Linked DNA regions of Homo sapiens: region 2 is linked to region 1. Evidence: read pairs that join two places in POLR2A ChIA-PET (ENCODE). Cell type or tissue: HepG2. All regions are shown on one strand.

Region 1 (4,000 bases):
GCTGGGCCCCTTCCCTGAGCAGATGCCCTACTCAGGTTGGGGCAAAAACCAGTTCCTCTGACAGAACTAACTGGCCACTCTCCATGAAAGGTGGTGGCTCTCACAAGGTATGCAAATGTGGGAGGCTCATTCCAAATGCCAGCCACCACTCCCCAGAGGCAGCCTGGAGCAATGGGCTTTATATACACACACATGCATTTCCTTAGCCCCTTCTCTCTGTTTCACAGAGGAGGAAACCGAGGCTCACCATGCTCCTTTTGGCAAAGACTCTTTTTTAGCTGAGATTGTAACCCAGGTCTGTCTCACCATGGAAGGAGGAGGGATCCCAGGTTGGTGTCTGCAGCCCCTGTAACACCACCTCAAAAGTAGAGCTGACCAAGCCGGTGGTCCAGGAGGGAAATTTGAGAAAGGGCTACCCCGAGCCCTCCAGTTCCAAGGAGTAGGACCTAGGCCTTACCCAGCAATGCCCACAGTCTCTAGCGGCTCTGCTCCAAAGGGAATGGAATTTGCTCTGACTTCTCTCTAGGGGAAACGCAGGCGCAGAAGGCCAGGGGCCTGGAGGGCTAACTCCAGCCTCAGCCCCCCATAGTGCCCCAGGCCTTCTGGCTTCATTCCAGCCTAGCCCGAAGGGGCCCACATCTGCTTGCTCAAGGGCCCCAGCTGGAGGGCAGCGAGGCAGGGGCGGAGAAGGGGACTCCTTTGTGGCGCTCACTCCCAGGGGTTCGTGGGGATCAATCATCTGAAAGCTGGAGAGACTTGTAATTTTATTCCCTGGGAGGAGGAGCCTGAGAAGTCGGCACGGGAGGAGGGGATGGGATGGAGAGGGGAGGACGGCCAGGGGAGCCGTTCGGGTAGGGGAGGGACTTGGCTAGATCTCCCAAGCCTTCTCCACTCTTCAAACTTTCACCAAACTCTTAGCCCCCGCCTCCCCGAAACCAAAACACAACAGGCTGTGGAAGAGCTGCGAGCGGCGCGGCGGGGCGGGCGAACTCGGCGCGGCACAGAGCCTCGGGAGGCTGATGCAACTTTCCCTTTAAGAAAGCCACCTGGGCGCACCGCGGTGCGGACCCAGCACGCCTGGGCCGGGGGCTGCAGCATGGTAAGGGGGCTGGGGGAAGGGACGCTGGGGCCCGCGCCTCCGTCTGTCCTGCCGTCGGTCTGAGTGTTCGGCGGCTCCGCGGGGCTGAGCCCCAGGACCAGCGTGTGCGTGTGTGTGTGTGTGTGTGTGTGTGTGTGTGATCGCGCATGTATGCGGGCATCTGTGGGTAAGAGTGTGGGTGCACGCACCGGGATGTCTGTCTCGCCGCAAAGATCGGGGTAGGTGCGCGCGTCTGGGTGTCACCGCTGTCACCAAGGAGCTGAAGCGGGAGGGAGAGGGAAGTGGGGGGAGCTCCTGCGTGGGGTGGCGGGGGGGCGCCAGACGCCGGTTCGATCGGGGGCGGCGGGCGCAGGCTGTGCGGGTAGCGCCGGAGCCAGAGCGTGGCACTGTCCGTCCGAGGAGCCAGTGGTTCTGCGCTCTGGGGGCCTGCAGGGGTCGACAGTCGGCCGTGCCTGCACCCAGCGTGCGGGCTCCCGCTCGCTCCATCGCCTCTCAGCGCCCGCCAGCCTGGCTGCCTATCTGGCCCCTCCAGCCGGCCTGCCTCCCTATCTGCCCTCCCGGTGCCGGTTCCAGTGCCCGTGCGCCCGCGGGACCCGGGAAGCCGCGCGGGAGAGTCCTGGCGCACTCAGCCTCTCTTTGTCCGCGCTCTGGCCGCGGCTTTGGGAAGGGACTGCGAGCGAGCCGGGAGTTCTCTGGGGGTTGCTACCCTGGGAAGAATCCGTGCCCTCCCCACCCCAACCCTCATTACCGGCACACCTAGGGCGGGGCCGGGCGGCCGCAGGTGAGGGCAGGGGCCTAGCAGCCCTGGAGAGCCCACCCCCGGCCGGCGCTCCGCACCCGGCAGCCACTGCAGATCTCGAGCAGGCGGCGGGGCCGGGCCGGGCGGGAGAGTGGGGCTTGCCCGGAGGGCCGGGAGGGGCCGGTGCCGGCCCGGGGGCGGGGCCGTGGGGCGGGGACCTCGGCGCCCCGGTACTTTTCCACCGCAGGGGCCGGGGGCGGGGCCGCCGCCTCCACGCCAGCTTAGGCCCACACGTGGCGGCTGATGTAACGCCCGTGCCCCCACATCTCTCTCCCCGATTAAAGCGGACGCGCCCCACTTCGAGGAACCGGGACGCTGCGGGCGGTGCCGCTGCTCCCAGACCGACCGCGCCCCTGCCCGCCGGCCGGAGGCCTCCGCGCCTCGGGCCGGCGGATACTTAAAGGAGCCGCACCCCCTTTCGGGCCTGCTCTCCGCAAGCCACACCCCCTCGCGGATCACTCTTAAAGGAGACGGGACGCTTGCTCGCTGACAGCTTCCGCACAAAGCGCGGTCTATTTCTCCGCTGAAAGGAGCGTGAGGGTGCGGCCGTTGGGAAATAAAGGCTGCAGGGCGAGGAGTGGGGAAAGAGAAAAACCTGAAAGGTTAAAGACTGCCAAAGTGAGGGAGCATCAGAAGGTTGGAGAGTAGTGGGTGAGGGGACTGGTTCTAGGGACTAATGGGCGACACTGAGCATGCCCAAGTGTTTCCAAGGACCGCAGAGAAAACGCCCCCTTTACTTGGCCTATGCGGCGACTGCGGCTGTACCTGCTCAGTTCCCGGCTCTGGGGACACAGAAGAATCACGCCTCTGCCCTGGTAGAACTCTCCATCTAGTGGGGAGCCAGACTTGGGCACAAGGAAGCATGCCTCAATTGCTACGTGTGGCAAGCGTGGGGGTACAGTAGGAAGGCTGACAGCAACGGGGAGGACCTAGGAAGGCTTCATGAAGATAATAGCATTGGGATAGGTTTTGAGGATGGGTAGGATACATACAGGTGGAAGTGGAGACAAGGGTGCTCAAAAAACATGGAACGGGTGCCGGGGCAAAGGCATGAAGCAGGAGCCCTCTGCAAGTGCTGGGTAGTCTCACGTGGCGGCAGATGGCCGCAGGCTGCTGACCTGGGCTCCCAGGTAGAACTAAGGGCTGTTTCCTGCTCCCACAGCTCCTCCACTTCCTCCAACACAGTGAATGGAAATTATGCTTCTTCCTCTGTCTACTAAACTGTGCGGTCCTTCAAGCTAGGAAAAGAGCCTGTCACCTTTCCATCCCCCGTGAGGACTCCAGGGCTTGGCCAAGATGGACCGTTAAAACTGATTGACCTGACAGTCCTGTCTGATACTCAGCGGTGAGACTGTCAAGGTGGGCCAGGGTTCTGTGGCTGATGTCTCAACATCTGGCTCACAAGCAGCTCAGACCAGCTTGTCCAAGCCAGCCCTCCTGTCCCCGCACCAAACCTGCAGCCTCACCAGCATTCGTCCTCTGGGTCGGGCACCGGTTTCCTCCCACTGCACCAGCAGAAACCAGAGACTCCTTCTTATCCCTCCCCCTACCCAGTCCGATTCATCACCAAGTCTCGCCATGTTGCCTTTTATATTTCTCTGAAATCTGTGCACCTCTCCTCACCCTATTGTCACCTTCCTAACCTGAGCCCCTTCATTTTTGGCCTGGCTCCTTCCTTCCTTCCTTCCTTCTTTCCTTCCTTCCTTTCTTTCTTTCTCTCTCTCTCTTTCTTTTTTCTTTTTCTTTTTCTTTTGACGGAGTTTTGCTCTTGTTGCCCAGGCAATAGTGCAATGGCACAATCTTGACTCACTGCAACCTCTGTCTCCCAAGTTCAAGCAATTCTCATGACTCAGCCTCCTGAGCAGCTGGGATTACAGGTGCCTGCCACCACGCCCAGCTAATTTCGTATTTTTAGTAGAGACAGGGTTTCTCCATGTCGGTCAGGCTGGTCTCGGACTCCTGACCTCAGGTGATCCACCCACCTCGGCCTCCCAAAGTGCTGGGATTACAGGTGTGAGCCACCGCGCCCAGCCTGGCCTGGCCCATTTCTAATTGACTTCCTCTCTTCAACTTCAGCCTCCCTCCAGTCCTTTCTCCACACT
Region 2 (4,000 bases), 610 kb before region 1:
CTTCTCGATGTCGCTGTTCTTGCAGGTCTTCTGCATGGCCTCCTGCTTGCTGCTTTCACCATTGCTGGTGGATGGCATCTCTGCTGGGACAGAGGGGCAACTCACACTCCGGCCAGACTGGGCAGCACAGGTGAGGGGTTGGGCTTGAGTCAGTCACCACCATCTAGGGATACCCCCTCTCCCCCATTACTCCTAACCTGGGGCAGGACTTACCATCACTGGCCCATTTAGAGAACTCAGGTGTGATGCGCGTGCTGGGAGGGCCGCCACTGGAGGAAAGGAGGGAGGAAAAACAAAGTGAGGCCTGAAGGCGGGCAGGACAGCCCTGAGGGTCAGTACTGCGTTAACCCCTGCCTCAGGGCTTCCTGTTTCTCTGCTCCACCCGCCCAAGCCTGTGCCCACACTTGCTTTAGGACTGCGCCCCGAAGTGCCTCTCTCTCCTTGGCTTCACCAGGCTCCTCGCCTGTGCAGGGGATGACATCAGCCTCTGTGTATCTGGCATGGTGGTCAAGGACAATGGATCCTAGTTTGCAGCAGGCTATGAGGGTTGAATCCTCAGGAGAGCATGGCCCTCCTGGCCAAAGCTGAGACTCTGGCCCGGGGGGTGGTGCAGGTGAATACTAGAAGAGCTACTTTTCTTATTCCCTGTGCCTGCCCTATCAGCCCCACCAGCCCCCATAGTGCTCCAAGGATACTGTGGCTTCCCATACTCCAGAGTGTCATCCCCATCCACATCCAAGTCAGCATCACTGTCCGGGTTCTCTTTGCCGCTGCACATGATGAAGCCAGAGCCTGTGGGAAGCAGGGTGTGAGGAGGGCCTGGGGACAAGACGAGGCCAAGGGTGCCCCTCCTGTTGCCTCCAGGTAGGGGTTAGGCTTTGGACCTGATAAGGCCCAGAGGGAAACCTGGGCCTGGGATGTATAGAGCCAGATACTTCAGTGCCCCTGACCCTGACATTTCAGGCCCTTCACTCTGCAAACCTCATCTTTCTCTGCTACTGCATGCTGCTCCAAGTGGTCTCTGCTCATAAACTAGCCCATTCATATATTATGTCACGTCCTCGGGGACACTCAGCCCAGGCCTGCTGTCCACCTATCTTCCAGGTCTAGGAAGAACAGTAAGAGGACAGAAAAATTCAGGTCTAGGAATTTCACAGGAAAAGAGTGGGGCCTCCCCTATGCCCCATTATCCAGCCTGACAAGTCCATCAGAGGAGAGAACAGGCTGGCTAAGGCCAATCAGAGCCACAGAGTGGGACCCCCGGCCAACATCCTGATTTTGGCCGCTAGGTCCTTGCCAGCAAAAACACCAGGCAGCTGTTCAAATATTTGGTGTCTGAAGCGCCTGACATTAATTATTCATCTCCACCTCACTCAGCCCAGATTCCTGGACAAGTGCAGTTATAAAGGGATTAAGAAGGGACAGACGAGGGAGGACAGGCATGCACACCTACTTCTCAAAGCAGTCCATGAAGGCAACCAGGCTGAGCGGAGGCCAGGCCATGGGCCACGCAAGTGGCTGACCCCTGAGGTGCATCTGGCACAGCCACAGACGGACTCTCAGCTCAGAGGGAGGGGCGAGCTGCTGGGGCTACACCAGGCCTGCTCACCTGCCAGGCGATCTCTCTGACATCCAGGACCACCCTTCCTGATAGCCTAGGGTCAAGTGCTATAGAGCTGTTCCCCCCAGCTCCCCACTTCCTCCTAGTGGGTCTCAGACCACACCTCACTAGCCAGCACAGCCCTGCCAGGGACAAAAGAATGTGAGACTCTGTGGCTACTGGGATCAGCAAGGAAATCCTTAAAGAAGTGAGGAAGCAGCTTAGTATCTGCCTGATGATTTCAGACATTTCTGCTTGTCCACTCTTTCCTCTCAGGTCCTTATACTCTCATTAGGGTATGTCTTGTAGGGAGTCCTCAGGCCTCTTATCTGTTCCTTCATTCTGCTTACCACTGAGTTCTGACCACCTTTCCTCCTGCTCCAAAACCATTGATGGCTCCCCACTGCATGCACAACCAAGCCCAGGCTCCTCAGCCAGATCCATGAAGATCTGGGTCCATTTATGTCTTTACTCTTGCTCTCTACTAATTCACTCTGTAAACCCCAAGCATGTGCACACACAGGCTGCTCACCAAACCACAAACATAGCCTGTATATGCTGCTCTTAAGACCCCTGCTCATGCTATTCACTCCATCTGGAATGTTCTCCATTTTTCAAGCCCTGAAAAACACTGAGTCTTGATCCTTCTCCCTTCTACCCCACCAGTCTCTGGTCTCACAAAGACACCACCAATCCCAAAGGCAAGCAGCATCGGGAAGGAAAGATGCCAGGCACAGCCTGCAATCCACCTCTCCCTGACAGTCCTCATTTGCCCTCTACCCTGAGGCACTGACACACTTGAGGCAGCAGGCAGGTCAGGTCAGCAGCAGGGCCATTAAGCTGAGAAAACACCAAGTTACAGCTCTGTCTCCTGTACACGGCCAGGTGTCCTGACAAGCAATTCCCGCCTTGTGGGTGAGTGGCACCTCCATAAACCCTCTGACAGTTTGGGAGACAAACTCCACCATCAATCAGAATGTAGCTATCAGGTTCACTTACAGCTTGCGGCACCCAAGTCCTGCCAACCCCCCTTCCCCAAGTACACGCAGCTCAGCAGCTGGCCTCACATCTTCTGCTCGGCCTGGCCCTGCCTAGCCCTGCCTTATAAGTGGAAAGCAGAGAACCCTGGCACCACATGTGAGCCCAATATGGCTCCATGGCAAAGCAGAGAAAACAGGGTACCCCAAAGCTGCCAGGAAAAGCCCCAGCTTCTCAACGCAGAAAGCAGCCCTGTAGCCTGAAGTCCTTTTCTCTGTAGTCTTACTGCCCACCATGCCTGGCCCAGGACTCATACTCCATTAAACAGAGCTACTGTGGTCTCCCAAATCCTGTGCTTTCTCATGCCCCCATGCCTCCGCACCTCCTGCTCTCTGCCTAGAACCTTCTCCCTCCTGGTCTACAATATACATGCCTGCTCCTTTGGCAAGTCTGACTCAGCCCAACCATGCCTCCTACCATTAACTCACAGTGCCCACACAGAGCAGCTGCTCTCTAAATCCCTGCTAAAGGAAAGAACTCTCACCTCAATGCCATTCTTTCAACCTTTATTGGGCTCATCCTCTGTTTGGCTCCATGTTGAGAATAGAGAGCTTCAAGATCTGATCCCTATCCTCATGGTGCTCTGCGTGGCAGATGGGGCTTCCCACGTTCTTATACACAGGTGTCCCTTCCCTGGTGTCCACCCAGAATCCTGTGTAACTCCAAAATCATATTTATTACCACCTATTGTCACTGTCCCTCACCAGAGTGGAAGCTGCAAGGGTCCCAAGTTTGACTCACTGTTGTGATCTCAGCATCACCCAGCAGAGCTGGCCAGGCTGATGGCTGGTGCCACACAGCACACCCCAGCAGTACTGGCTAAACACTGGCGACACTGCTCTATTAGGTCCTAGTTAGCTGGTGGCCTAGAGAAATCTCTCAGGATACAACTTTCCTTATCAGATCCCAGCTCCCAGCCGGGCAGCAGCTTTCTGTTCCGCTGGCCAGTGAGGCAGGATGGACAGCACGACACACTTTGTTTGCCAAAGAAAAGGCCTCTGCCTCTGGTCTGAGCCATTCACTCTGACCCTGACCCCATCCTCCAGCTGAGACAGATGTTGGGAACCTCTCCCTACCCCCACAGGTGTTCAGAACAGGCTGCTGCTGCCAATTTCACTCTTGTGCTGCCCCAGCCTGCTCCAACCTCTTTCCCAGCACATTAAACTTTATTTTCTTAATGAAATGTCACTTGCTGACTTCTGGCAGAATCATAATAAAAAGAAACGGCCATAAAGCCGTTTTATGCAGACAGCGCCCCCGCCAGCTTGCCCCCCCTCCCGCTTGGAGAGGAAGGCTCCACAGTCGTTTGATGTTCTCAGCTGCTGGAATATCCCAAGCCAGTACTCAGAGGCAAGATGGCAC

Evidence for each region. Peaks named below come from ENCODE experiments on the same cell type or tissue, not always from the same donor. Only the 100,000 strongest peaks of a DNase experiment are listed, where the experiment ranks them.
Region 2: POLR2A ChIA-PET joins it to region 1 with 7 read pairs; 6 of 35 experiments call an interaction of 5 or more read pairs at or near these places.

The regions. Positions count from the first base shown.
Region 1 is chr1:44,028,405-44,032,404 of GRCh38, reverse strand. SLC6A9 (solute carrier family 6 member 9) reads left to right here and starts at 943. Exons shown (of 14, transcript NM_001024845.3): 1 at 943-1,099. LOC107984948 (a long non-coding RNA gene) reads right to left here and starts at 1,991. Exons shown (of 2, transcript XR_007066054.1): 1 at 1,856-1,991. RefSeq lists silencers at 1,402-1,471, 1,792-2,341 and enhancers at 1,213-1,809, 2,451-3,008, 3,009-3,568. In HepG2, a CTCF peak has its summit at 1,534 (motif pointing right); DNase peaks (open chromatin) are centred at 824, 1,544, 2,074 and 2,344; H3K4me3 peaks cover 2,959 bases.
Region 2 is chr1:44,641,490-44,645,489 of GRCh38, reverse strand. It overlaps RNF220 (ring finger protein 220), which reads right to left. Exons shown (of 15, transcript NM_018150.4): 9 at 696-792; 10 at 409-495; 11 at 214-269; 12 at 2-80. It overlaps LOC107984950 (a long non-coding RNA gene), which reads left to right. Exons shown (of 2, transcript XR_001738031.2): 1 at 1-130. Among named protein-coding and RNA genes, the nearest start is that of SNORD145, 28 kb to the left of the region's middle. In HepG2, no CTCF peak of the experiment used is centred here; no DNase peak of the experiment used is centred here.